2 separate regions of the Mus musculus genome follow, and region 1 is linked to region 2. The links are chromatin loops, found by intact Hi-C in ENCODE. Cell type or tissue: heart. All regions are shown on one strand. Links, peaks and the distances in the headings refer to the core of each region. The heading gives the core; the rest is flanking DNA.

The links. Hi-C counts contacts between places; a loop is a spot of excess contacts. Peaks named below come from ENCODE experiments on the same cell type or tissue, not always from the same donor. Only the 100,000 strongest peaks of a DNase experiment are listed, where the experiment ranks them.
Region 1: it touches region 2 in a loop (2.3-fold over the local background); 10 of 42 quality-filtered maps call a loop at or near these places.

The regions. Positions count from the first base shown.
Region 1 is chr11:72,014,835-72,029,135 of GRCm38, forward strand. It overlaps Aipl1 (aryl hydrocarbon receptor-interacting protein-like 1), which reads right to left. Exons shown (of 6, transcript NM_053245.2): 6 at 13,883-14,301. It also overlaps the pseudogene Gm23226. Among named protein-coding and RNA genes, the nearest start is that of Aipl1, 16 kb to the right of the region's middle. In heart, for the core only: CTCF peaks have their summits at 8,963 (motif pointing left), 9,780 (motif pointing left) and 11,207; a DNase peak (open chromatin) is centred at 9,753; H3K27me3 peaks cover 1,024 bases.
Region 2 is chr11:71,839,340-71,854,978 of GRCm38, forward strand. Gm22927 (a small nucleolar RNA gene) reads right to left here and starts at 8,867; the gene lies at 8,737-8,867. In heart, for the core only: a CTCF peak has its summit at 8,829 (motif pointing left); no DNase peak of the experiment used is centred there.

The DNA of each region.
Region 1 (14,301 bases), core at 6,167-14,166, 180 kb after region 2:
CCTCTTTTCACCCAGGAAACTTGGATAGGAGCCAGATCCATAGGCATGTAAAATAGGTATGCAAATGAGGCATTTAATGATGATGCATTATAAAGACATTTATTCTGAGGCAACCTATCGGTGTGTACAGTTTAAGCTTGCACACTGATGATGGATGTGTGGCTTACTTTTACTCAAGGAAATCTTGACTGAATTTTTGATAGTGCAGGACACAGGGCGTCTTCAAGATCTTTCAGAGTTGATCAGCGTTTTACAATCAATGCTGAGAATGTCACTTGGCATAAATACATAGCCCAAAATGCCAATATTTAAGGACACCTCAAAGATTGCTGGGAATTCTGTCCTAATGAAGCCAAACTTCATCCGACAAGTTCTTTTTTAACAGAATTCAACTCAACCACTCAAAGAGAGATTTTATTTTTTAAGGTAAACATTCTAACTCTATACATTCCAAACCACACCTCTTTGGCACATGCTAAGGGAAGAGGATCAGAAAATGCGAACATTCTTTGTGTTCTGTGAGCAAAACTCTGTGTTTCCATAAGAGCAGACAGAGCCCTTTATATGCACAGTTGAAACACTGCAGTGCAGAATCTACAACAGTCTCAGATCCGAGCCAGGGGTGGAGTAGTGTTGGTTGGTGTCATGGAACACTACAACTCTTATGTGCTCAGAGCCAAGTCACGTGGGCAAGGCAGCTGAGCACTGCCAGGAGCACCTCAGATTCAATGAGCATTTGATTTTGAACTAAACTTGACTGTTGAATATTCAGAAACTTTTATTGTTGCCAAATTGTTTGCAGCCCGCACCCACATTTGATTACAGGACCCCACACGGCATGACCCACCGTTCAAGAACTTGGGTGATAAGTCAGAGATAATGTTAGTGTTAGGGGGACAATGACATGGGGATGGGAGTGCAAGGGGAAGATGGAGGCTGGGCTTCAAGGAGAGCAATCTGAAAAGGCAGCTGGAAAAGTCCTGAACCCAGGACAGGGAAGCCCTGTAGGTATCTGGAAGGAGTAGGGCAGAGTGACTGAGGAAGTTCTGAGAAGGGAGAGGTGGACTTTAGACTTTAAACAATGTTGAAGCTGTGAGAGACTATGGGAACTTTTGAAGTTGGACTAGGGGCATTTTTGTATTATGATATATCTACAAACCTATAGGGGCCAGGGAGTGGACGTTGGTAGTCATTGATGAGTGGCACCATTTAAGAGGTATTAGGAGGTGTGGCCTTGTTGGAGGAAGTATGCCACTCAGGTGGGCTCTGGGGTTTCAAATGCTCAAGCCAGACCCAGTGTCTCTCTCTTCCTGCTGCCTGAGGTTCCATTTGTTGACTCCTCACTACCTCTCCAGCATCACGTCTGCCTGTGTGCTGGTGTACTCCTCACCATGAAACTGTGAGCATGCCCCCCCCCCCCAACTTGATGCTTTCCTTTATAAGAGTTACTGCGGTCCTGCTGTCTTTTCACAGCAATAGAAACCCTAACTAAGACAGGAGAGCACCCAGAAGGTCAGAAAGTCTCCCCACCCCCCATGCCTTTGGCCTTGTGCGTCAGTGTGGAGACTCATATGGCCACAGAAAAACCCAGAGGAGCCTCTGTACTTGAACTCCTATTCCAAAAGAACTGCTCAACTGCTGTCTTGAAATGGACTGTCAGGGAGTAGTGGTGAAGAGAGAGACCAGTTATGGGGGCACTCTGTGATATCTGGCAAGGAGAGCCAATGGGACATGAACTGAGGGGACAGCAGAGAGAGGTGGTGATAGACAGATAATGGGTGGTGTTTGCAGAAGCTGAATGGGTATGTAGAGGAGCTGAGAGCCAGGGGAGAAAGAGCCCCCCACCCCGCCCCGCACCCCCACCCTCTGTACAGCCAGCAGGTGGCGCTCTGGGAACTGGGATGAGGAGAGCATCAGCCATTGTGGGCAGAGGATACAAGGTTGTGTTTTCATAGTACTGAGATTGGGAACTGAGTAGATGGCCAGATGGGTGTGTTGAGTAGATGACAGGATATCCACGCAGTCTGGAGACTGGAGGAGGAGCGTGAGCTAGAGATAGCAATGTGGGACCCATCAGTTTATCCCGCTGTTCAAAGCTATGGAGACATGATGAGATCAAACGAAACAGAAGAAGAAAGCCCCAATCACGGACAGGCAAAGAAGGGTTGCCCTGTATCTCTAGCTCAGAAATGAGTCATAATGGCACAAACAGGAAGTATCAACAGACAAAATGGTGACTCCCGCTGTGCCAGCTGGATGGGAGTGTGAAGGAGCTGGGAACGAGGGTCTGGAGGAAAAGTCTGTTCTTCTCGAGGGACAGGAATAGACAGCGCTTGAAGTCTGCAGCTCCAGGCTTTGTAACAAAACTGACAACTGGTTTGGGGGAGGTTAAAATGATGTCCCGTGAGACAGCTTTGATTCCTTACCTCCGTGTGCTAGCTACCTGGCCTCTGCAGCCACGCCCACAGCATTGGTTAGTTGTCCCAAGCCCCAGGAGAAGCTGGGGATCTCGAGCCTGCCAGAGGGTATATTGTTGGCGGTTGGGTGGTGTGTGCATCAGTCACTCAGCCAAGGCAGTGCTTGGCATGCTGCTCAGCTAAACGAGTGTACAGAAGATGCTTGTTCCGTGGTCTGAAATCTCCACGGTGCCCACAGTAAAGCAATTAAATTAGAATTAATGTTTGAGTATCTGTTTATAGAGCTGCTTCAGTTTAAACGCACCCTTTCTTTTATTACACGCTAATTGCCAGGTAGGATATTTTAGAAATAAATGTAGTATATTTTTCTGCAATTCTGCACTCTTTCAAGAACAAAGACCTCTCTCTCTCTCTCTCTCTCTCTCTCTCTGTGTGTGTGTGTGTGTGTGTGTGTGTGTGTGTGTGTGTGTTTTCCTCTGTCAATTCTCATCTTATTTTTTGAAGCAGGTCTCTCACTGAACTTGAAACTTACCAATTCAACTGAAGCCAGAACCCCCAGCAATCCCCCTTTCTCCCCATTCCCAACACTGTGGTTACAGAGTTACATGCTGCTCATGGCGCTCACGCGCGGCCTCACACTTACACAGCAAGCCCACCTATGACTTAGGCTTCAACCATCCGGCGAAGGCCTGGCAGGCATTTTTGCAGGAGACTCAGACCTGTGATTCACCACTCTGTAAGGAACAGCAGGTACCCAGGTTCCTCCCTTCTGGCCCAGCTTCTCCTCTCTCTAAATGGTTCACACTGCACTTAGTCATTTTGGTTTTTCTTCACACAAACCTGAATATGTATTCCCTCCCTGAGTGGATTTTTAACGCCACTGCAGCAGACTAAGGGGAGGGGGGACCACCACTGGCAATGGATGCTCCCTTACAGTCAGATTGGAGCCAAAATTGAAAACTGAGGGCTGATCTTTGTGTACCTTTCAAGTGATGTCTTTTTAAACTAGCAATTTGAAAAATAAAATCCGTCTGAACAATACAGCACAAAGGGGGAGCGGGCTGGGGATGTCCTTATCATTCTAATTAGACGCTTCCTCCTCTCCACTCAGATTTACTCACAGAGCAACTTGGTTTTCATGGGAAGGTGCCCTTACTTTCTTCTCCAGCTTCTCTTCCTGCTGAGCCATCTCTCCAGCTCCCAAAGCTAAGAACAGTGTCAATAAACAAACTTTATACTGCCTAAGGCAAAACGGTGTCATGGCTCTGACTTTTGTGTTGACCCTGGGGTAGGCTGCAAGGCCTTGGCGAGCATGGGCTCAAGGCAGGGTCACTGTTTCTTGCTACCAAGCAGAAGTGCTGACTGAGCACAGTAGAATCCCCTGGGCAACACAATGGCCGTTCTTCTCTCTCTCTCTCTTTTTTATTTCAAATGCCCTGAGTGCTCCAAAGATAAATGGAAATTAAGGTTTTAGACTGTGAAGGGAACCTGGATGACACGTAGGGGGTGGGGAATGGTGCACAGCAGCCTTCCTGTCACCATGATACTGACACAACTCTACCCTGGCTGACTGGGTTGCTGTGCCTGGCACTTAAGTGGCTTTGTTGATCTGAGTTTTTGGCAGCCTGAGTGCAAATGTCAGAACTCCCCAGAAAGTGTCAGGCTTGAATAGAGTCAGGAAACTCACGTTGGGGGTGTAAAATGGTTCATAGACGAACAGCTAGGAACTGAACGGACAAGAAGGGAGATACAAATACAAAATCTGGTGTGAGAATGCATGCCTGCATGCCAGCACATGATAGGCTGAGACAGGGGGATGGTGAGTTTGAGGCCAGAGCCTGAGCTACACAGAGAGAAGATGGCTTGAACTCTATCCTGTCTTAAAAGAAGGGAAGGAAGGGAAGAGGAAGGGAAGGGAAAAGGAAGGGAAGGAAAAGGGGGAGGAGAGGGGAGGGAAGAAAGGGAAGGGAAAAGGGAGGGGAAGGGAGAGAGGAAGGGATAGGAGGGGTAAGGGAAAGAAAGGAGGAGGGAGGGGAGAGGGAAAGGGAAGGGGAGAAAGGAAAATAAAGGGAAAGGGAAGGGGAGAGAGGAAGGGATGGGAGAGGGAAAGGAAGTAAAGGGGGAGGGGAAGAGGAAGAAGAAGGGAAGGGAGGGAGGGGAGAGGGAAGGAGAGGGAGGAAGGGATGGGAGAGGGAAGCTGAGGGCAAGGAAAGGGGAGGGGAAGGGAAGAGTAGGGGAGAGGAGGAAGCAGGAAAGGGAGAGGGGAAGGAGAGGGAAGAAGAGGAAAGGAAAAGTGAGGCAATAAAGATTCAGGGAGGGCAAGAAGAGAGGCAGATAGGTCAAGTAAATGAAAACGACCTGTTTCTGTGGTCCATGAAGATAGAGAAACTAGAATAGAATCCACTGTGGGATGAAACTTAAGCCAACCTTCACCCTGACTTGGCTCTGGATGCTCCTGATTGCTAAGTGCCAGCTAAACTTTGGATCAAGACCCTGGAAGCTCAGCGATAGACTTCCCCATCTGAGATCCATGCAGGTTACTCTTTCTCCTCAAGACAGAAACCTCATGCACTACTGAGACATGTTGGCTTTCTGTGACTGGTATAACAACTGACAACCAGTGGCTTAAAACAAAACACATTTATTGTCATACAATTCTGGGGCTCAGAAGTCCAAGACAGGACCCAAGGAACTGACAGAGTTGGGTTCCTACTGGTACCTAGGTGTGCTGGAGTGAGCGAACTCTTTCCTTGGTTGTCTAGCATCTAGAGCCTGGCTACACCCCTTCTCCATCTTCAAAGCCAAGTCTTTCCCATGCCTCCATGTGACTACTTCTTCCTTCTCTCTTCCTTTTTAAAGACTCTCAATGCATGTTGGCCACAGCTAGAAAACTCAGGGAAATATTCCCATTTTTAAATCAGCTCATTAACAACCCAATACGTATTTTTTCCTATAGATGTCCTAATTCACAGGTACTAGGGATTCGTACGTGGACAATGCTTGTACCTTATTCATGCTCATCACAGAGTGTTTTAGTTAAAGTTTCTATTGCTGTGAAGAGAAACCATGACCAAGGCAACTCTTAGAGAGGACAACATTTCATTGGGTCTGGCTTATGGTTCAGAGGTTTAGTCCATTGTCATCATGGCAGGAAGCATGGCAGCACACAGGCAGACACAGTGCTGGAGAAAAAGCCAAGAGTTCTACATCCAGATTGGTAGGCAGCAGGAAGAGAGAATGACACTGGGCCTGGCTTGAGCATCTGAAACCTCAAAGCCCCCCTCCAAGGACATACTTCCTCCAACAAGACTACACCTCCTCCAACAAGACCACACCTCCAAATAGTGCCACTATGAGCCCGTTGGGACCGTTTTCATTCAAATCACCATAGAAAGCTTCACTATTCCTTAATAACGAGGACTGAGCTCCCAAAGAAGTAGCTGAGCCAGATAGTAAAAAGAGAGAAAAGGGTTTCCAGCAGCAGATAACAGAGGTGTTTCCAGCGAGGAGGGCCTGGCAAGGCCCTCACTCAGCGCCTCATGAGGTAAGAGGCATCTCAAGAAGTGAGTGCAGAGTAGACCAGGTGGTTCAGTGGGTAGAGACCACCAAAAGCCTGACAACCCAGAATGCACAGAATGTGCGAGTGTTGTCTGTAAACTTCCCATCCTTATGGTGAGATGGGAGGTGGGCACAGGAGAATGGCCCAGGGGCTTGTGGGTGAGCAGATGCTTTGTACTCAGCAGGCCCCTTTTATCAAACAATGGTTAAAGATCAGATCACTGCCCTTCCTAACCCTACTCTCTTCTCCTTTCCCTGTCCCCCTGCCTCCCTTCCCTCCCCACAAGCAAGTTTGCCCTACAACGTGACTAGCTTGGCTGAGAGCTCCCCTTCTCCGTGGACAGATATCCACAAACCCATGGCCTCCTCTTCCCCCACTCCCTCCAGTGCTTATCAGCACTTGCACTCTGCCTCCTAAACTCTCTATCATTCTGCCGTTGCTACAGATCACTCACATGTACTGTGCAGGGAGCCCTGATGCCTCTGACTCTCCCTGGCCCTCTTTGTGAGTTCTGGATTTGGTTTTGCTGTGTCAACCAGGCTGACTTCAAACTTCCAATATTCTTAGCCTTGACCTCTGATGGCTAGGATAACTGACTGTCTCGATAACATTTCTGTGTGTATGGCTTCATATAAAGCTACCTTCCCCTCCAGATGGGGACATGCTGGGCTATTCACCTGAATCAGTTCCTCACAGGATCCCACAGTCCCACTGAGACCAAGAAACAGTCTCACTCCTTCTCACCTGATACACCCAAAGCCTCCATACCTAGACCAGATAGGCAATATATATATATATAACCTCATATAGGGCCTCCATACAACATTCAGTGGGCAAGTGGGCAGAGAGCTTACTTAAAGTGCAAAAAGCCTTGGGTTTAGTCCTGCACTACCTTTGGCTACATAGCACATTTGAGACCAGCCTGATCTACATAGACCTAACAATGCATTCATTTATAAACTCATCCTTCTTGTGGTGACTTGGCTCTAGAGCCTCACGGTGGTCCCCTTAGGAGAAGAAGTTGCTAGTGAGCGACCACCACACCCTGGGGAGGAGGGCCATTCCATCAAATAAGTCCTCTTGGCCCAAGTATCCCCTGTGACTGCCTCACAATGTGGGAAGCGGCTGCCACCACCCTCTCCCAAGCCTCCTGCTCTTGCAGGGCCAAAGGATGTCTTTCAGGATCTTCCCTCCCTCTGAACATCAGGCCAGTTGCACATCCCAGGACAGCAGCCTTCTGGGAGCTCCTATGCAGTGGACACACACACACACACACACACACACACACACACACTATCAGCCAAAGCTGTGACTTCCCAGAACAGGAAACAGCGGCCTTTCTACGAGACAGATGTGAAGTCACTAACAGAATGAATACCAAGCTAGGAGTCCATGTCACTTGTCTTGCTTCGATTTCCCCCAAAGGGGTCCTAAAGAGAAGCTATGGAAGAAGCGAACACTGTGCACTGGCCACTTGGAATATTTATCACAGAAAGGGGACAATGGTGACAGGTTGCACAGTGACAGAGCAGGCGGCGAGTTCCATAGCCAGGAAGCTGGAGCTCCCTCGTTCTGGAGCTGGCAGAGCAGGGAGCTGAGATGTTTGCTCTCACCTAAAGCTAAGGAGTTGGGGATACAGAGGACACCTGAGAAGACAGAGGGCTAGGGATGCTAGGTGTGGCAAGGTGAGCTCACAAGTGAGCCCAGAGTGCTGTACATAAAGGTCACTGTAAGCGAAGCAGACGCTGTGCATCACAATGCTCAGCCTATCGAGGTACTTCAATGAAACAGCAAAAGTCAGAGTCCTGTGTGTACAAAGGAGACAGCAGCTCAGAGACGTTAAGCAAATTGTACAAAATCACACAGCTGATTATAAGGTAAACACATGTAACCATTATAGAAGTCAATATGGAAGTTTCTGAGGGAAAAAAAAAGTAAACATTTGTGTTGTGTGAAAGGGGAGAAAGTCAACACAGTCCTTCACAAGAATGGACGAGGCCCTTAGGCCTAATAACACGGACCGGCAAGGCACTGCCGTCGGCTTTGTGGTGCCTTTTAGAAGGTGAGACGCAACCCCTACAAGTTGTTCTGACTGCCACATGTGCTGTGGCAAGTCCCTTCTTCCATCTGAAGTAAATACATGTATTTAAAAAGCTAAAAATAGAACTATCACATGACCCAGCTATGCCACTGGGTAAACACACACCTCAACAGACAAGGAGCCTGCTCGTTCCTGCCCTATTCAAGAAATGGAACCACCCTAGGGGTGCTTCAACAGATGACTGGATAAAGATAGTGTGGCCCCTATGCATGGTGGAATTCTATCCATCTGGGAAGAAAAATTAAATCATAACATTCTCTGGGAAAGGGATGGAGCCAGAGATCATTTTGTCAATTGAAACAAGCCAGACTTGGAGAGGAAAAACATCACACCGTGTTCTTTCACCTAAGGAATCTAGATTTTAAATTGAGCGTGTGTGTGTGTGTGTGTGTGTGTGTGTGTGTGTGTGCGCGCACATGGCCATGCAGCTAGTAAATGTTGAGAGCTGGTTAGGAACCCAGGCTTGTCTGACTATTCCTTGCTCTTTAGCCTCCATTCTATTCTGGCCCTATATGTGGAGACAGAGGACAGGTTATGGTATCTGAGGGGACCCCTGGCTGATCATTATCATCAGTGATTTATAGCCAATGTAACACAGACTGGCAACAGTGACCCCCTTGTCGGAGGCAAGGGGACAGCCAAGAGAAACAAAGAGGAACAGTTATACATAGTTTTTGGAAATCACCGACATGTCACCATGCAGAGTTTGGGAGCACAATGCTACAGGTCAAGTTGTGAGAGACCAGGCCGCTAGGAATGACAGCTCAAGTCTGAAGCCAGGAAGCCTGCTGCCATAAACCCCGGCTCCGAATAGGTTACCGTCAGACCTCTCACTGCAAAGTGGGAGATGCATTGTAAAAAACTGAAAAGATAAAAATCAGCTGAATCGAGGTCCAAAATGCCAGCATGCAACAGTGCCCCCTGCAGGCTACTTGAGGAACATGATTGGCGGGGGGGGGGGGGGGGCGGGGGGGGCTCAGCAGAAAAGCTCCAGAAACACAATCACCCTGTGAACAAATGAGCTGCTAAAAAGAACACATCTTCTCAAAAACAGAAACTCGAACGGTCCATAACGACTGAAACGCATTCGGCATCCCCAGCCTTTAGGAAAATGATCATTGAAACAGCCTCGAGAATCCTTCTTGCCCCAGTCAGAATGACTGTCATCAGCCAAATGGGGTGGGAGTTTAAACCTGTACAGAAACTACAGAAATAACTATCGAGGTTTGTAAAAATAAAATATAAACTAGAGAGAGGAACAGGAAGCCTGTGTTGTAGCTGAAAGGGGAGCCTCTTCTTTGCCTACAAGACAGAACCCCGGGAAACCTTGACAGGTTCGTTTGTCTAGGGCACCAAGAATGAAACTCAATCCCTCCAAACTGTCTGGATGTCCAGCCCAAAGGACACTTCCCATCCTTCTACCTTAACCAGGGACCCCCTAGCCCTAGCCCCTTGGTTTTATAAACTGCTTTAATGAATAGTGTTCAGCTGGAGAGAAAGGCACAGGGTTCCAAGATCATCTGGCTGTCACTGACTCTGACCCCTGGTACTGTCTAGAGTCAGAACTGGATGTCTTCAAGTCCTGTCCTTCAAAATCAAATCCATGGGATTTCTGAGATGACTCCGGCTTCTGACCTGGTCAGCCTGGGATCTATGCAAATCAGACAGAGGTGCCTTCTTCAATCCCTTGCCTGCCACCTACTGGGAACCGGTAAGCACTGCACATATCTAAAGTAGACACAATGAGGTTAAAGGTGGGAAGGCTGGGATTCTGCGTGTGGTGTTGTGTACAACTGCAACAGCCAGTGCCAAGCCTCTCTGCCACATTAGCTGCACCCACCTCACCAGTCTCCTCTCTGGCAGCACTGTTTCTTGCCTGAGCTACTGCAGGAGTCTCAATGCTTCTCTCCTTCAATACAAGCTCAAACTTGCCACAGAAAGATCTTTCTAGAAAGCTGATTTGATCTTTTCCCTTCTCAGAGACTCCTCACTGGTTTCCAAGATCCTGTCTGAGCACCTAGCTTTTCTCCTAAGACATCCTGGTCTATATAGGTTTCCCACCCCACCCCAACCCTGTCCTCGCCTAGACTGACCATAGTCCAGCCCCATGCCCAGCCTACTCTGTATCTAATCTGTCCTGTTTTGTCCCATGCAGCATGAAAGACAAATGCCTCGTCGTCGTGACAGTAACACCCTCTCAGGTGAGGGCCTTCAGAATGCTCTAAAAGGAAAGTGTGGAGACAGCGGTGTGTCTAGAACTCAAGACACTAGTGAGTGCAAACACTCAGGGGACTGGCCTGGGACAAGATCGAGCTTCTCACTCTAAACCTTAGAGGTTCCACCCACTGATGCCTTGATAGTCAGCATCTAGCCTCCAGAATTGATAGGTGACATTCTTGTATCAACTTAAATGGGCCCTCAGGTGCCAGATGTTTGGTGAACATTATCCCTGGCATCTATATGAGGGCATTTGTGATGGGCTGACATTTAAATTAGCCAACTGAGCACAGCACATTACCTTCCTCCTGTGGGTGGGCCTCAGCCAGTCAGCTGAAGGTCTGACTAGAACAAGCAAGTCCACCTTCCCTCCTGCTTGCCTGTCTCGGGCTTGGGGCATAGAACTTACACTCCAGCTGTCCTGACTCCCAGGCCTTGGATTACACAGCAACACTCCCGGTTCCCAGACCTTCAGTCTTGGAGCAGCCCTATACCCCTGTCCTCCCTGGGTCTCAAGCTTACCTCCTTTGTCATGAGGAGGGCCCTTGAAAATCACAAAAACAACTCTCCCTTCTTGGGTGACAAAAAAAAATAGTCTGAAGGGAGGGAAGACTCAAGATAGATGCTCAGAAAAGAGGAATGGCCACGTCAGCTCCTGCCTGGACTCTCTGCATGGCTTATGAGAAGCCTTGGTGAAGGACATCTCGAATCCTACAGCGCAGAACCCAGCTGAACACAAATGGAGGTAGAGCAAACAAAGCTCCTGGCCATCTGATTCTGGTACCTGTGTCCTTCCGAGGATGGTGAGAAGACATTCACGTTCACACATTTTTTTCTTCTAATGAACATGAATGCATTGTGGACAGCACTGATAGGCTGAGCAGAGCTGCAGAAATTGTATTTACAGCCATCTGCCGAAAGAGGGAGCTAACGGGTTCCATCCACCAGTAAGCTTTGTGGAACTCAATTAACCCAAACCTCCACCTTCTTGGTGATGGTGTACAACCTTTAATTCCAGCAGGCAAGAGAGCAGAGACAAGCCCCTGAGTTCTAGGCCAGCCTGGTCTACAGAGTGAGTTCCAGGACAGCTAAGGCTATACAGAGAAACCCTGTCTTGAAAGACAAAAACAAACCTCTGCCTTCCCTACCTAGGGTCTGGATGCCTCATTGGCTACACCAGAAGGGGCTAGAAGGCCTGTAGTCATGACCCCAGCCAGATAGACACTGTGTCTCCCTTTCCTGCCCAGCAGCAGGCTGGACTACTAACTTTCACCAGGCAGCATGGTTATGAATTTTTCAAGGGGTGCCCATGGTTCTCACTGGGGGAGACATATCAGTCACTCACACACACTCACACACACACACACACGCACGCACGCACGCACGCACGCACGCAGCACGCGCCACCTCTACCCTGCAGGTGGGAGCCGACAGCCTTGACATGGCTGAGGAAACACAAGCACTCAGGCTGATCCTCAGATGATATTTTTATTGGTGGTGAGAGGGAAGGTGAGATTCCTTGCTCGTCACAGTCTCTCACTAATGAGAACAGCAGAAGGAACAGAGCGGTCGAAATTAGGCCAAGAGCTGCGCAGACTCAGAGCATGGGAAGTAAGCCTGAGTGCTTGCCTTCAGGGAAGAGGTGGGAGGGGGAGGGAGAGCTCCAAATGGCCTCCCAGACAGACAGTCTGATGCCACCACTCACAGACCAGTGGATCAAGGTTCAACATGGGGCCTCCAGCTACAAACCCAGGCAAGGCCCTGGGAGGGAGAGTCTAGATGTCTGCTTTCAACAAAGTAAGACTGGACACTAACCAGGCTCCTCATGACTGTCATGATATGGTGATGATGCCAGGATTTAGCAGCTTTGCATGGGAAGGATCTAGTGATGTGTGTGTGTTTGTGTGTGTGTGTGTGTGTGTGTGTGTGAGAGAGAGAGAGAGCTGTCTCCAGGTTGGATGGGACCACTGCCATCTTGAATCTGAACTGTGGTCACTCACTCCCAAGAGACCTTCACAAGATTGGAATTGTTAGCATCTTGGGTGGAGAGGGACTCACAGACTTCAGGAGATCAAGGGCCCCTCCCTTCCCTGAGGTAAACAATTGAATGGAGTGAGACTCTTCAGTGGTATAGATGCCCAGGGGACTTCCCCATAGAGAAGCTGCCTTTGAGTGCCCCTTGCTATCTAAGTAACCTCAGAATGCTCGCTTTGGTCTACAAAGCAGAATCCTCTTTTAGTCTGCCAGTATTATCTCTATTTGGGGTGAATAGACATTTCTTTATGCACCCCAGAAAATCATGTAACCATAGTTACTATAGGTAAGATACAGCTCGTTCTTGATTCCCCAGCCCTAAGGTGCGAGAGGAGAAGAGGAAAGGGGAAGTCTGAGGCCATCACTCCTGGCCCTTCAGTAATGCTCCTTTCTAGGCCCCTTAGCCACTTCAGAGCTGCCATGCAGGTACTTGGTGGTGTGGACCATCCAGGCTTCTCCTGGGGCAGCACTGCTGGAGGAGGTGGTAAAGGTCTTCTGTCCTCCCTCCCACTCCACAGTTCAGGGCTCAATGGCCTCACGATACTCCCTCATGTGCTCCTGCAGGTCCCTTCCTCTGTCCTCTCCTGCCTCCTGCTCACCCTAGACATGGGTCATCTACAAGACTCAGACCCAAGTCAATTTTTAAGAGCCCGACCTTTTCTCCTGGGCTCGGAAGGCTGACACTGAGACCTAGATGCCAGGAGCATCCTCATTATGATGGCCCGGGGATCAGGGGATCGAAGAATTGGGAAAACTGCAATCAAAGCCTGCCAGCGGGGAACACACCCGCACAGCCACAATCATGTAAATGTTGTTTATTGATTTTTCAGAGGTTCCAGTCATCCTGAGCACAGAGCACAGACCTCATTTGTTTGCAGAGCTCAGAGTGGATGTTAACCACCAGCGTGGTGGAAGGGAAGTACATCCCGCCCTCAGGGAGAGAGGCGCACAGCGATGGCTGGCAGGAGTCCCCAGAGTCACCAAGGTCAATGACATTCAGAGAGGTTCTATCGATGAAGTGACAAAAAGGGGCCAAGAGAATCAGAAACCCCAAAATACAGATACCCAAGCCCAGGAAAGAGTGGAACCCCATTTGTAAGCAACACTGGTACATGATACAAGTGGCTGTGATAGAGACTTGTGTGGAGACAGACAGACAGACAGACAGAGAGAGAGAGAGAGAGAGAGAGAAACTATCAGAAAAATATAAATAGGCATGGTGGAAAGAGTAGGGGGAGAATTACCAAAAAAAGGAAAAAGAAAAAAAAAAAAGAAAGAAAAGCTAATTTTGTTTGAAAACATCATTATGGTTGTGGGTGCTAAGTAAAAAATACTTTTAAGTTGGCACTGGAGAGAAGGTTCTGCCGCTGTGAGCACTTGCTGCTCTTCCAGAGGACCTGAGTTTGGTTCCCAACGCTCAGGTAGGGCAGCTCACAACCACCTGTAATTCTAGGTTTATACCATCACAAGTCCTCCCCTGGCCTCCTTGGGTACCTGTACACATATGGCAGACACACAGACACGAATACACACACAAATAAAATCAAATAAATCTTTTTTTAAAAGTTTGTTTATTACAACTGAGCTAAGGAATGGTAGTTGTCCTGTGCCCTTTGTTAATTTGAGGTTTGGGGGAGGGGCTTTGATTTTCCATGGGCATCTATGACTTTGATCTCACAAAATGCATTTATTTATGTGTGCATCTATTTATTTGTGTCAGAAATCAACCCCAGGGCTCCAGGTTTGCTAAACAAGCTCTCTACCACTGAGCTATATCCCCAGCCCTAAGACATTAGTCTTAATGTGATTTAATACGGATATGCGCTTAAAAGTGACATCAAAGACCTGGTTAATTGAACCAGGGATGCCCAATCTATGCTTGCTGCACGGGTAGCCCACGGGCTGTGAGAATGCAGAGAAGTCACTGGTAGCCTCCTGGTAGCCAAGAACACCTCCCCTGGGGTACCCTGCAG
Region 2 (15,639 bases), core at 3,969-11,968:
CAAGAGCAGAGAAAACCCAATGCATAAAGAGTCGCTTGCTTGCTTGCTTGCCTGATTTCAGTTCTGATGCTCTATTTTTATACAATTAAGGAAGCATTAACTAGGGAATAGTGCCTCCCACAGTGGACTGAGTCTTCTTACATCAATTAAACTAAGATAATCTCCCACAGACACACTCACAAGCCAGCCCAATATGGGAAATCCCTTATTGTGATGGTCTGAATGAGAATGGCCCCAAAGGCTCATATGTTTAAATGTTTGGTCTCCAGATAGTGAGTTTATTTGGGAAGGATTAGGAGTGGTTTTGTATACTTCCTACCATGGCAATAATGGACTAACCCTCTGAAAATATAAGCAAGTCCCCCAAGGCTTTCTTTTATAAGAGTTGCCTTGGTCTTAGTGCCTCTTCATGTTAATAAAACAATACCTAAGACACTCACTGAGATTCTCTTTCCAGGCTGTTCCAGGTCATGTCAAGTTGACAAAGCTAACCATCACACACTCCCATAAAGCTGTTATAAGGATGTAATGAATGAACATAAAGTTCTAGAATGTTCTTGCAGTGTGATAAGTATGGCAGGAGCATTTGCTTTCACTAGTCTATCATTAAGTACTCAAGACAGCTTGTTTGATGGTGATGAGGCTCATTGCCTTCAGCATACACTAGGGAAACAGGCTGGTAGGGAATGAAAGCACCTAAGGATAAGTCTAAGAAGAGGCACAGAGGTTAGAAAGCAACATGGGACTGGTTAGTAGAGCTTTATCCTCTCCTCTGCCTCAGTGAAGGGCTGAGACCAGGCTAGCTCAATAATAACATCTTATTACTCCTCTGGACTCTCTATACCCACCCCGGGCCAACAACTTGGCCAGAAAGAAATGAAAATGGGGTTAAAAAAAGCAACACCATCTCAGGTGAGAATCTGATCTGGTGTTAAGCATCCTTCACCACACACACATCACACATGCATATGGGAAACTGTCTGTGGGCCACAGCTGTATTTTAATGGCTCCTCCATGAGATGTTGTTTAGAGGCACTTCCCAGAAGTCCCAGCAGTCCTGGTCTCATGCATCATGCCCATCTGTCCTCCAAACAGGAGTTGGAGGCTTTACAAACATCCAATATGTTGTTCTCAACATTTTCCAGAGTATGGTGCTGTGGCTTGGTGACAAGGTTTGCTCAAGGACAGTGAGGAAGTCAGTGGCCCAGGCAAAATAAGAACCATGCATCCTGAAATCCTCTCTGGCATGCTCCCCCTTTTTCAGCTAAGTTTTCAGTTGTGTTGGGAGCTCCCTCAGGAAGCAATGAGCATATCCCCAAGGCTCCTCCTACTGGGTCTATTCCTTTAACTACCCAAAGGGGGCTTTGGGGGCCCAACTCCATCCTTCCCTGGGAGCCCAGAGCCTTGGTGGGATTTCCCCAGGCAGCTCTGTAGGTATCTCATGAGCTCCTTGCCTGGCTGCCTTTTGCAGTACTAAGCCTGTAATCCCATCCCCCTTCACTTGCTTTTTATTCCCTCTAAAGGTGACTTGGTGACATGGTTCCATGAGGCCCCACCTCAAGCTTCAGTTATTTGTGATTTAATGAGGAGCCTTTTAATTATAACATCTGTTGTTTTAATTACCAAAGGAATTATAATGAGGCTCCCGGAGGAAGCCGAGCCAGTGCAGAGGCTGGAAAAGGATGCTCAACATCAGAAGGCCCGCCGGGTCCTTGGCACAGTGACTGCCACCAAGCGTGACCCGTCATGGAGAGTACTTCATCTTCATTTTAATTAAGCTTCAGGGGTGAAGCAGGCAGCCTCCCCATCTCAGGGAACAGAGCCATGGGATCCAGAAGAGGCTCGATTTAGGAAGCCTTTGGTTCTATAGAGGATGCAAAAGACAGCCCCACCCTCAATTTGCTGAGGCTGAGGAGGCAGCCATCTGCCATTCTGGGGTGGGATGCAGAGAAGCCTGGCTCTCCCTACAGCCCAGCTGTGGGACATTAGCCAGAACCAAAAACCTGTCAGATCTCAATTTCATCCTGTAGACGGTAAAAGTGATTCACCCATGTTGTAGGATTCTCTTAAGGATGTATGATGCCTGTTTACATCCATCACATGTTGTGACATCACAAGCCACCATAGACAGAGGTCAACTAAGGAAATGGGGGTGCTGATTCTGTTGATAGCATAGATGCCACGTTCATGGTGCTGACGTGGGATGTAACTCTAAATGAGAATCAGGCCCATTCATTTTTTCCCCTCTATCCAAGGCCTTTGAAGCTCCTGTCCTGAAAATGGGAAGTCCATCTCCCTCACAGAACTCAGGAATTCTTAACAGTTTGCTATGTTCAATCAAGCGAGTGCAGAATGATGCTGTGCCTGTCCAAACCTCCATTATTTCTATCCTCTCCTCTTGCTGTCTGCTAGGATGCTGAGAACAGGTTTGGGCTTGCCTGCAGAGAATGGGTTTCACACAAAGGAGAACAGAAGCCATTTAAAACTAGTTGCCATCCCACCAGTGTTGACCTCGGGCTAACTTAGTCCACACTGTGTGAAACAGTGGCTTCTGAGGCTGTGCCTTGCCCTAAGAAGTTCCATTTTATAAGCAGCTTTTGACTCCATTTGGAGTGCCAGCACAGAGAAGGGATGGCCCTTCACCTTGGTGGATACACGTGCACCATCTGCTCAGCACCACCTACGAGGCACTGACTGATAAACACCTTACTCCTAAAAGTAAGAAGAGTGCCTTCTATACACTAATCAGGATAAATTGTGACCATATGAACATACACATGAAGCCAGAGAACTTATCAAACTCATCAAACCAAAGAAAGGCTGTGATGCCTCTACATGGACCCCATGAAGAGGAAGAAAATATATGTAGACTTAGATTTTTCAAAACCTGCTTTAATAGGGGTTCTTAAACTCTTCAACCCCCCTTCTAGCCTACCACCCAGCAGAGATAGTGGGGGAGAAAAGGTTATCAGGACATGGGGGAAGTGGACCTGTTTAGGAATAGTTCTTTGGGGCAATTCCAATCATTGTTGTCAGGATATCAGGAGGGTAGCAATAGACTGAACTATCAGACAGTCCAGTCCACTGGGCAATCACCACTCATGAATCAGCAACAATGACAGTTCGATCCAGAAGAAAGTGCAAGGCCAATCGGCCCAAGTCCACAGAAGTGGCAAGAAGTTGCCAGAGTATCACAAGAAGTTCTTTGGCGCGTTACTCTCTATAAAGTCATGAGCAGCAAAGACGTAGTGCAAGGCCAATCAGTGCTAGAGCATCATCAGCGGAGACTAGTGAAGCTGTGCAAACTAAAGCATAAGCCTTGTCCCAGAATCTGTGGTCATATTTATATTCTTTCTAAACATCGTGCATCCTTGCACGTGTCTGCTTCAGTGGAACATCTTCTCACCTGTGTCTGCCCCAGCAAAACACCATATGACATAATGAGTTTCCAAAGAAACCAGAAATTTCCACTTCAAATATATGATAGGAATGGGCCCTGTCAAGCTGTCATCTGGCCACCCAGTATGTGTATCAATGGACCAAGAGAGAACTCCTGACTGTCCAGAGGTTTCTGCTTGTCTCTGACCCACTGTTGATGTGACCTACTTAAATTTCCACTCAACTGTTGACCCTTTCATTCCCCTTGACCTGATCCAGCCCTTCATCTCTATAGCCTCTACAGCCATACCCAACCTACTTCAGCAGCTGAACTCCACCACATGGCTTATCTTAGTTCTGTGCCTTGGTCCTGACTCTGTAAATATACCCCCAAAAGACCTCCAGCATGTTCATTTTCCAATTCCTGTAGCTCCCCTCTGCACCCCTCTCAGCTCTCCTTGTAGGCCTCATCAGAACTCTGAACTTTCCTGCAGCCTCTTTAACTTAACCTTGCTGTAACCTATGGGCTATGCAATGTGTGATTTGAATTAATATTCATATTTTAGACTAAAGTAAAAGAGCTTGTGTTTGCCTCAATCAGCTAGTAAGAAAAATAGACACTACTCAGCAAATTAGAAAACAAAACTAAAGTAGCTGATGAATTTATTGTCATTCAATAAATTCTGAGATTGGGAGAAGACACAATTGTGTCTGCTTATATTTCTGGTGTAGTGGGTTCATCACAACCAGCTTTCAGTCATAATAAGGAGTCCAGACAAGGTTAGTAGAGTTCTTGGGTGGCTGCAAGTGACCCATGAGCAATAAACACAGTGGTTGACAATTCCAGAAAATTTATAGAAATTTCATGTACATTAAGTGGTATGTCATGTATACACTCCTCTGGGCTCTGAAGAAATTGAGAAATAAATGGGAAACATATAAAAAAAATAGCTTCACCCCCTATGAGATGTGGTAGAAAGATGGACTTGAAATTTTGACTAAAATTTGGTTTTCTAACACAATTGAAGATTGTAACACATGGCAATCCAAGTGAGGATATTACAAGGGGAGTTTGGGAAGGGGGGAGAACAGCCTTCAGGCATTGTCAGGCTAGACAGCAAAGAAACTGTGGCCAGAGAGACCAAGGTACTTACACTCAACCATTTAACCTCACTTCATACCTAGTGAGACCTTTCTCCTTGGTGAGGCAGCAAGAACAAGGAAAGGGAAGAGCTATGGACCTACCTGCCCAGGAGATGATGGTGATGATGGTGCTGATGAAGATGATGATGCAGTAGATGGTGGCGGTGACGTGAGACTCTTCCTGGAGAGATATGAACAATTGCCTGTTTACTCAAGGCACTCATGACAGACCACAGAAACAGTTTCACTCAAATCTAGCTTAGTGATGTGGCGAGTTTGTTGATGTTATTTACAGAAATATGAGTGAGGGTTTACACGGGAGCATGAGTGACTCAAAGGCAGCTGCATCATTAAATATCTGCTCCAGCATGGATGACAACTCATAAAGACTGAATGCCTGATTGTGCATAGGTGCAGGCAGCTAGGCTATTTGGAGAGTCTCTTATTCTCAGCAATTGTTACTGCTTTTGTAATCTTTTGGAGGATCCTTGTGAGTATTGCTCATCGCCTGGGTCTAAAAAGTCTCCTTTAAGGAGAAAATGTTTTCTATTCAGAAGAGAGATCTACCCATCGGGTGGTAAAGATGGGTAATAGTGGTGATGGAGAGATGGTTCTAATGCAAGGAAATGGATCCGATGGAGAGATGGTCCTGATGGGAGTGAGAGTGATGATAGTTGCAATGGGAGATTTTGGTGATGGGAGATGGTGGGTCATGACAGAGTGATGGTAGTGATAGTGATAGTGATAGTATCAATTGGGAGATGATGATAAAGGAGCAGATAATAGTAATGAGGATGATGACGTAGAAAGTGAAGATCGTGGTGATGGGGGTAGAGGAGAAGACAATGGTGTTGCCAAAGATGTCCACACTTGTAAAAATGCTTCCCATCAGCAGATTCTACCAAAGAGCCTGCCAATTGGTGGCTCTAGTGACAAGCTAACCATTCTGCCAGTGAGCAGGTTTTACATGTTTACTCTTTGCCAAGCAGGGGTGATGTGTCTGTGCTCCCCCAACCCCCAGAAGTTTATCAAATATGCGAAGGTCCTTAGAATCTACCTTATGGGGTTGGGGATTTAGCTCAGTGGTAGAGCGCTTGCCTAGCAAGTGCAAGGCCCTGCGTTCGATCCTCAGCTCTAGAAAAGAAAAAAAAGAACCTACCTTATACTACAGTGTCCCTTCTGCATGCACGTTCCTCTCTACCTTATACCACAGTGTCCCTTCTGCATGCACGTTCCTCTCTACCTTATACCACAGTGTCCCTTCTGCATGCACGTTTCTCTCTACCTTATACCACAGTGTCCCTTCTGCATGCACGTTCCTCTCTACCTTATACTACAGTGTCCCTTCTGTATGCACGTTCCTCTCTACCTTATACTACAGTGTCCCTTCTGTATGCACGTTCCTCTCTACCTTATACTACAGTGTCCCTTCTGTATGCACGTTCCTCTCTACCTTATACTACAGTGTCCCGTCTGTATGCACGTTTCTCTCTACCTTATACCACAGTGTCCCTTCTGTATGCACGTTCCTCTCTACCTTATACTACAGTGTCCCGTCTGTATGCACGTTCCTCTCTACCTTATACCATAGTGTCCCTTCTGTATGCACGTTCCTCTCTACCTTATACTACAGTGTCCCTTCTGTATGCACGTTCCTCTCTACCTTATACTACAGTGTCCCTTCTGCATGCACGTTCCTCTCTACCTTATACTACAGTGTCCCGTCTGTATGCACGTTTCTCTCTACCTTATACCACAGTGTCCCTTCTGCATGCACGTTCCTCTCTACCTTATACCACAGTGTCCCTTCTGCATGCACGTTCCTCTCTACCTTATACTACAGTGTCCCTTCTGCATGCACGTTCCTCTCTACCTTATACTACAGTGTCCCTTCTGTATGCACGTTCCTCTCTACCTTATACCATAGTGTCCCTTCTGTATGCACGTTCCTCTCTACCTTATACTACAGTGTCCCGTCTGTATGCACGTTTCTCTCTACCTTATACCACAGTGTCCCTTCTGCATGCACGTTCCTCTCTATGTTATACCACAGTGTCCCTTCTGCATGCACGTTCCTCTCTACCTTATACCACAGTGTCCCTTCTGCATGCACGTTCCTCTCTATTTTGCTCATCAGAAGAACTTCACCTTTCCTTCCAGACTCAGCTGAAATATCTCTTGACCCATGGATTCTTCACTGAGTTTACTTCATGGTCATAGGTCCTCCACCTTTAAAGCACCACACACATCCACCAATCAGAACACACATCATATTCTCCTGACTTCCTGTTCACTTACCTTCTCCTGCCCCCTGAGGACTAAGCACATAGCTTACCATCCAGTGGATATATGCATGCCTACCATTGAACCTGACTCTTATCAAGTGTCCCTGAATGGTTGGAAAGTCAACTCATTCAGTCCTACCATTGCCAAAGAGGGAGAGAGGCCTGTCAGGGGGCAGAGGGGTTGGTTCAGAAGAGCTTCAGGTGTCACGTGAGTCCACCTGGATGGAGATGAAGCCGTGCAGAGCAATCAGTGCAGAAATGCTGACTTATCAACCCGGCTTTCTAAGAATTGACTTGTTTCTTTTTAAAAAGAAGTTATTTTAACAAAAAGAGGAAGAGAGGCCTCACTCAACAGGGTATTGACTTTCTGTATCACATTTTATTAAGACTTATCAGAGCTGGAGGTCTCTGAGTCTTCCAAGGGGGCTGTTTGCGCAGGAAGCAGAGTTACGGAGAAATTACACTCAGCAGCTGTGTCCTTTGAAGCTTTTAAAGCAGCCAAGGCCAGCCGGCTCCCCAGTGCTGGTGGTTGGAGGATATAGATATGCTTCATTCCCAGCAGCTATCCAAGCACAGAAAGCTCCTTGCTAATTAGCCACATTAGGTAAATATTCTTCCACTAGATTCTTGTTTAGAGAATAGATGGATGCTGATAAACATAGTAGACAGATGCTAATGAGCATGGCCTTGGAGTGAATTTGTGCTGAGCCACTGCTCTGCATTTAATGGCTTGCAGGATTTAAACATACAGATAGATACACACATGCCCTATATAGACACAGACAGACATGCACATGGTGCTGGTGCCACACAGCAGGGGAAATTGAGAATGAATGAAAATCCCCTCACTGGTACACTCCCTGGTACCAGGATATGTCTTTTTTTTTAATTATTCTGTGTTTTTAACTAAAATTTAATTATATCATTCCCCCCCCCCTTTTCTTTCCTCCCTCCAACACCTCCCATATACCTTCTCTTGTTCCTTCTGGAAATGTGGCTTCTTTCACATTGTTTTATACACACACACACACACACACACACACACACACACACCACACTATTCAGTCCATTTAGTGCTACTCATTTGTAAATGATTTCAGGGTTAACTTGTTTAGGCAAGTATATTGTTTGGGTATTATGGCCAGGGCCAGCTCTCCCATGTTGTTCAGGTGAAGAGTGGGCCCTGTTCTGCACAGCTTTCAGACATCAACATGTCCCAAGACGGCAACCCAGACCAGGGATGTCTGCCTGGCTTTTGGTGGTAACAGATCCTTGTTGCTGCAGGACCACAGACCCTGGCATAGCCCCTGGTGGCAGCACAGGCCAGGATCCCACCATGGTCCCAGATAGCATCACCAGCTACTCACATCAGGCTACTCATACCACCGCCTACCCTCGAGTCTCCAGTCCTGCCTCTCATCACTGTGCGCACATCCTTCTGTTTCTCTTTCTCCTCCATCTCTCACCACTTACTTGTTCCTTCTAGTGGTACCTGGGGTCTATGAGTGTCTGGGGTGAACTTAGGAGTGGTCTCAGGAGGGCTATGCTCTGCTCATGCATTATGGTTTGGGGCAGGGGTTATTTTATCCATGGTCTGTGCCCTCGGGCCTACATGGTGCTGGACTGGTGATCATCTCAGCCTAGCTCTCTGTCCAGGCCCCATGGTGCCGGGCTGGTGGTCATCTCTGGCTCCCTCCTTGCGCAGTCTGCATGAATGCCCCGCCCCCCTGCCAGGGTCATCTATCTCAGGCTCACTTCTGCCCAGGATCCACGGTCCCAGGTAGGATTCTTCTAGTTCCTGGCTAACTCCCCATCCTGGAAGCCCATCTGGGCCTACCTGGCACCTGACTAGTAGTCACCTCAGGCTAGCTCCCTATCTAGGATCCCTGACATCAGACTGGTGGTTGTCTCAGGCTAGCTTTTTTGGGGGAATGTTAGGCTATTATTCATTCAGATGTTTGTAGGTCAGAATACTGAGTATAGACACAGCCGCTCTCCTCTCTGCCACCTACTGACAAACATGTGATACAGCAGTCACACTACAATGCCTCTTGGGGCAGGATGGTTAGATAATTGACTGGGAGCCACACAGTCATAAAAGTGATCAATGGCACTTATACTGACTTGTTACCTTGGCAGGTATCGTCCCCCAGCGACGACTTCCCACCCCCACCCTTTTTATCTACTGATCTCTTGCTTTGCAATCTGACCATTGTTCCTCTCTGATTTCCTGGTCTCACCTTTTCCTAATCACACTCCCTGGCTTTGTGGTTCACATGGAAACAAATTCTACTTGGTTGAATCCCTTTTCTTATGATTGAGCAAGAGGTCCCAAGATAAAAAAACAAAAACAAAAACAAAACAAAACAAAACAAAAAACTGCTCTTGTCCAGACTGTGAAGTCAGCTCTGCAACCTCTTCACATCTCTATGGTACATGCCCAGAGTCCTATGCCGGGAGCCAGGGGAGTCCAAGTAGAACCTAAGGGACACTGTCCAGGTTTACAGACTGATTAGCATGTGACATTGATAGCAGCTGGGACATATCTAGTCTCCCCGTAGGCTTTCTTCTTCTGAGTATAGTTCAGTTATATCTTCCAGCTCCTCTTCTGGACCATCTTATGGAGGTTTGTTAAGACACGGCCTTGGGAGCATCTCACTGCTGCTTTTGTTGCTGTGTTTCTTTCATGGTTTGTATGCTGTTATTTGTTTTGTTCTGGGCCTGTTGTCCTCATTATCTTTATTATTTTATTCTTCCTAGTTTCCTTTTCTCTTTAAGATTGTTGAGTTGATTGCTTGGGCTGTGGGTTAGATGCAGCTGTTCTAAATTCCCTAATAACTCCATTCTGGACTATAAATTACTCCATCAGGAGGGAAGGAGACAGCACCAGACAAGCCTGGTGTGCAATGCTTTCATAATTTTCTACACATGTTTTTTGTTCACTTCTGTTGTGATTTTTTTCTCTAACCCCTGGGTAATTTAGAAGTATCCCTTTTAGTTTCCAAGCTAAAGCTTAAACCGTCTCTTTGTTGTTGAGTACTAATTTTATTGTGTGTCAGGGGTGGGGAGAAAGAGAGACAGAAACAGAGACAGACAGACAGACAGACAGACAGACAGACTGCTAGAGACAGCAAGAGACAGAGACAGACTGTCAGAAATGAAGATTATTCTGAATGTATTGAAACTTCTTCTGTGGTCTGCTCTCAGACCATTTCCCCAAATATCTTCTCCATTTCTCTGGTTCAAATAAATTTGTATATGTGCATGTAATCAAACTTTTTCCAGGCAGGTTCTCATGCATAGCCTGGTTGGGTTTTTGTAATTGTTGTTGTTTTATTTTGCCTTTGGGGTTTTGTTGATTTTGCTTTGTCAGCTTGACAAAAGCTAACATTATCTGGAAAGAGGAACTCAGTTGAGAAAATTCTTCCACTGCATTGGACTGTGGGCAAGCTTGTGATAGCATTTTCTTAGTTATTGGTTGACGTATGAGGACCCAGCTCACTATCAGCAGTGTCACCATGACTTGTGGTCCTGGATTCTTTAAGAAAACAGGCTGAGCAACCCATGACCATGACAGGCAAGCCAGTAATCAGCATTCCTCCACAACCTCTGTATCAGCTCCTGCTTCCAGGTTCCAATGTTGAGTTCTTGCCCTGGCTTCCCTTAGTGATAGAGTGAGTATGACCTGAGATTTAAAAGATCAAATAAACAACCTTTCCCCCAAGTTGCTTCTGGTCATGGTTTTCCTTTTATCACAGCTCTAAAGTCCAAACTAAGATAGTAATTGGTACAGTTCATGAGATATTTTTGTGACATATTTGATCGTATACTTTTGGAAAGATTGTGGTAGTCTTTGAACTTGGGGCTGGAAACGCTGGTATGTGTTTAGAAGTTAATGAACTACCGTGGATAGTTAGAAGACATTGCTGAGAACAACACACATGACTGTGGCCAGGCTTGTGAAGTCGCAGAGGGAAGTTTTGAGAATCTCTTAAAGACTCTCTCAGGACTATCACTGATTTTTTTTTCAAGATATTTTTATTGATTCTTTGGGAATTTCACCTTATACACCCCAATCACACTCACTTCCCAGTCCTTCCATGTATGCCCCCCTAAACCCTTGTGTCCCACCCCCAACAAAACAACAACAACAACAAAATCAAGTTGCCTATATACACATTGGAGCATGATCAAACTCCCAGTAGCCTGCACTCTAAAGAAAGCTAAGTCCTTCTCCACCCTTTACCCCTGCCGGAAGCCATCAGTTGTGGGAGCTACACTTCGGCATCCCTATCACAATTTTTAAGACTTCTCTTTGATGGCTTCTCTTTTAGGCTGTTACTTTTTTGCAGGGTGGAGGGTGGGGTAGGGAAGTGGGGGTTATTACAGAATTCTCCACGTCCCTCTTTCTCAATTGTGCAGTTGCAGTCGTCAATGTCACTGCCTAAGTAGCTTCCTTGCTCTTTACAGTCAGCTGGAACTTGGATCATGGGCTTCCTCGTGGTTTCTGGTGAGAATACAGACCATGAACAGGGCCAGCTGTAATAGGACCATAGACCCAGATAAGGACCTTGGAAGCAGCCTGGACTCTTGTCATCACCCTGGCGTCAGGTGGCAGCACAGTCTAGTCACATCAGTATATCTGCTCTACCCTGGCAACAGCAGGGCTCACAGATATCAATATGGGTTCGGGTTGCACCATATACCATTGCATCTGCATGGCACTAGGTGGTAACATGGGAATTCCTTCAAGGAATTCCAATCCAGAGAGAAAACCATTCCTCATCTCAGCCTCTGTCATCACCCAGACCCAGGGCGTTCAGGGACTAAGTCCACGTCTGTGTGCTGCCGTGCACCACCCCTCTGACCACACTGAAAAATGACCTGTCTCATACCCATCACCCATCCTGCCTCTCTCCATGGTGCAAGCACTGCTCCACTCTTCTGTCTTTCCCACCTCTCCATTGCATATCCGTCCATTGTAGTGGCACCCGCTGGCCCGCATGCCTCAACCATTGACATTTTAAAGTAACAACTACTAAAGTAAAACTGTTCCTTTCCTGGGACAATCAATGCTGACTAACTGAAGCTGGAAAAATAACAAAGATTAAGAAGGCACCAGAATCACTGATGTGAAGTCCTCTGGGAATGTTCCCTTGGGGTCAGCACACAGGAGCTTCGGGGCTGGTGGGCAACTGCATCTCATGCTGGCAGCTGCATTTGGTAATGTATAAAAATTTCCAGGTACAACTGGTTTTGGAGGCATGAAGGAGGCATGAAGAGTAGCTGAGGCTTGGCACCATGAGAGGAGAGAAGAGGGCCTGAGTGAAGGTGCAACCTCAGCTGAAATAGAAGCCCCATGATTGAAGATGTCGTGGAGAGAAGTGGAAGCTTAGCAGAATCAAATTAAAGTAAACACAAAGTCTAGCAATTTTAAGGGTCAGTGTCAGACTCCTGGGACTCACAGTCTTCTGCTTTCCAAAGGGCCTGGTCAGCTCCCACCTCTCCAGCTCTGTGGTCTGTAGCACACACGGCTTGTCTTACAAGCTCAGGCCATCTCCACTCCATATTTGCTGCTGTCCTTGGTGGCTATCCACCATGGTCCTGGAATCTTCAGAATGCTGGTGTCTCTCCTGCAACAGGGCTTCACCTTTCCCAATACCATCTCCTGGGCTTTCTTCAGAGACTCTCATGCTGTCGTGTGATGCCAAGCAAAGTAAGCCCAACTTGGACATGTTGCAGTGTTTATATTGGTCTCAGTCTGGTGGTCATGGACACTGAGGAAGTGGCTTATGAGCCTACTCTGACAGCTTGCTGTCTTAGAACCAAAGCTAAATCCAGTCCACACAAGGGGTCCTCGGAGTGCTTGGTAAAGACAGAGATAGTAAGAGCTTCATCTCTCACTGCCTCCCCTCAAGTCATGATCCAGCCACGCCTGCCTGTCAGACACCCCAAGTCACTTCCTCTGAGAGCACCTTATAACAACTAGTCTTCAGCATAATGGAAACAGGATCACCCTGGCAGACATCGACTTCGTCATCCCCTTCATGCAAGATGAAGCCCTGAGCTAGAACTGTGTCCATAGGAACCTACCAGAGGCTGGCCTTGAATGCTCGAGGCATGGAACATGGTGACACTAGGTTGTCAGACTAGATGCCACCTTTTACAAATCTGGAAGAGGCTGATGGAGACCAAGGGCCAAGGCTAAAGAACATAATGCAAAACCAGGATGGATTTGGGGCCTTCCAGGACTGGTCTACTGTTCCCAGGTAGTCCGTTACACTGTCTTCCTGGTTCCAACTGCAAATTGTAACAACTGCTGATAGGTATTTGGTGGTTTCTTCTGCATGTGACTTAAGAGTTGGTTCCATTGCAAGTAAGAATTCCCCAAACAGTCACAGCTTTAAAAAAAAATGTGCATGTCTTCTGGAATGGCCTATCCTCTGAAGTCCAGCTTACTTCTCCAACTTCCAGTTGGACCCAAGGTGTGGTTCTCATCCTTTTGATATAAGGTGATGCTAGAACCTCTGCCAGTACATTACCTCCTGGACAGTAGGTCAGAGGGGACAGGGTAAGGGAGGGAAACAGAGAACATTGCTCCTTTTTGTTGGCATATATTTATTATACATACTAGTGATTATCATAATTATGGTTGCATATAATTGTGCCATGTGCCTTGATCATAGTCACCACCATGCCCTGCCTTTTCTCCCCCATCCCTCCTTACTAGTCTCCTTTGTCCCCAGTTCACTTCTACCCTTATTCCATATGTACAGAAGTGGTGTTCCCTTTATAAACTCAGGGATCCACAAATGAGAGAGAGTGGGTGATATTTGTCTTCCTGGGTCTGACTTATTTTGTTCAATATGATGGTCCCCAGTTGGATACATCTGTCTCCTTTAGAGCTGGATATATATACACACCATATTTTCTTTATCTATTCACTGACTGGCACCAAGGACAAGTCTACAGCTTGGCTATTGTGAATAGTGCTGCAAAAAACAAACAAACAAAGAAAAAACCCACAGATGCAGGTATCTCTGTCTGTGATATGTTGATGCATAATCCTTCCATAATATCCCTAAGAGGATATACCTGATACCTTGGTCATCTGATAGGTCTATTTTCTTTGGTAAACCTCCATACTGATTTCTGTAGCAGTTGGGTTAATTTACATTCCTATGAGAAGTGTATACAAGTTCCCTTTTTGCCACTTTCTCCCCAGCATTTGTTGATATTTGGGTTTTCTTTTCTTCCTTTCTATGACAGTCATTCTAACTAGGGGGAGATGAAATCTCAATGTATTTTTAAGTTACATTTTCTTGATGCCTAAGGCCATTGGACATTTTTTCATGTGTTTATCAGCCATTTGGACTCGTCTTTTGAGAACCATCCATGCCTTGGCTCATTGATTCATGACAGGAGAGGCAATATTGCTCTTTGTAAGGGAAATGTTCTGGGAACATCCACATGACACTCCCCTTTCAATTCCAGTGGCTGTTGGGTGGATATACAGTGTGCCTTGCTTCAGGGAATATGGCATATGTAGCCTTTCTTCTAGGTGGCCATGAATCCTCCTAAAGCCTTCATTGAATATGAAAGGAGAGAAGGATAAGTCCTGAGGGCAGCCACTGGTCTCAGCCAGTTCCACCCAGCATCTCTCTACCTGGTCTCATTTTGTGGGTTATTTTTCTATCCCTTTCCTGGTGGGTCTGCCGTGATAGTATCATCAGCCAAGAAGATTTGGAAAAGCCAGAGGATAACCCAAATTAGGCTCATAGAATTCACCAGCAGGGCCTTCAGTTGTCAGCTAGAGAGCCAAGAGGTCAGAGACTAGAGATACTTTCTTCCTGAACCTAGAGCCCAGACATGATGTCCATTCTCTACTGCTTGCTCCATCCTTGGAGCGGCTCACTGCACTGTGTATCCCAAAGCCTGTGCTACAGATTAGCCTTCAATCCAAATAACCTATTCCATATCCTTCCAAATGGTCCTTTTTTCCCCTTACCTTTACCCAAAGTTCATCCCTGAGTCTTAGAAATGGATAATGCTGACTGATGTTCCTCCAGATGTCATTTGTCTTAGCATTTGCACATCTGTGTCTTGAACTAGAAAAATCCCTCTGAGAGCACATTCGTTTATCTCAATGCACCTGCCCTACAAATCAACGCTGCTCCCTTCAGAACTCTGTCAATGTTTGCCGAATAAATAAATGAGAAGATCTGGGTGATTCTGTGTGGAGGGAAGAAATCCACTCAACATCGCTGCTTCACTATCCCCAAGGGAACTTACCATTAGTGTTATGGAGTGATAGTGAGAAAGATGCTCCGTGGATCCCTCATTTCTCCCCTCATCCCCAGAAAGGCCAAACAGGAGGTCTTTCTCCTTAGACAGCAGGCTACTACCACTGCTGCAACTACCACTGATCATTCATAGTTGCAGAAGAAGGTATTTCTAAAATTTATCTAATACTTATCTCCCACCTGAACATAAGAGTCACCAGATTTGTCTCAGTCGTGTGACTTTTTCTGGGAAGATATAAACAAGTTCTATTTAACCCAGATAGGAGACTAATCACACACACACACACACACACACACACACACACACAGAGAGAGAGAGAGAGAGAGAGAGAGAGAGAGAGAGAGAGAGAGAGATTCCACCTAAGTCTAGCTTACTGAATCAACAGGAACATCTCCAAGAGGACCACTCCAGCATCAGGATAACTCATGAGAGCTGCATCCCTGGAGCTATCCTTGCAGCTCCCTGCACAACTTGCAGGCAGCTCCACCAAAGAGTCTCCCCTTGCCTAGCAAGTGTTGACTGCATATGT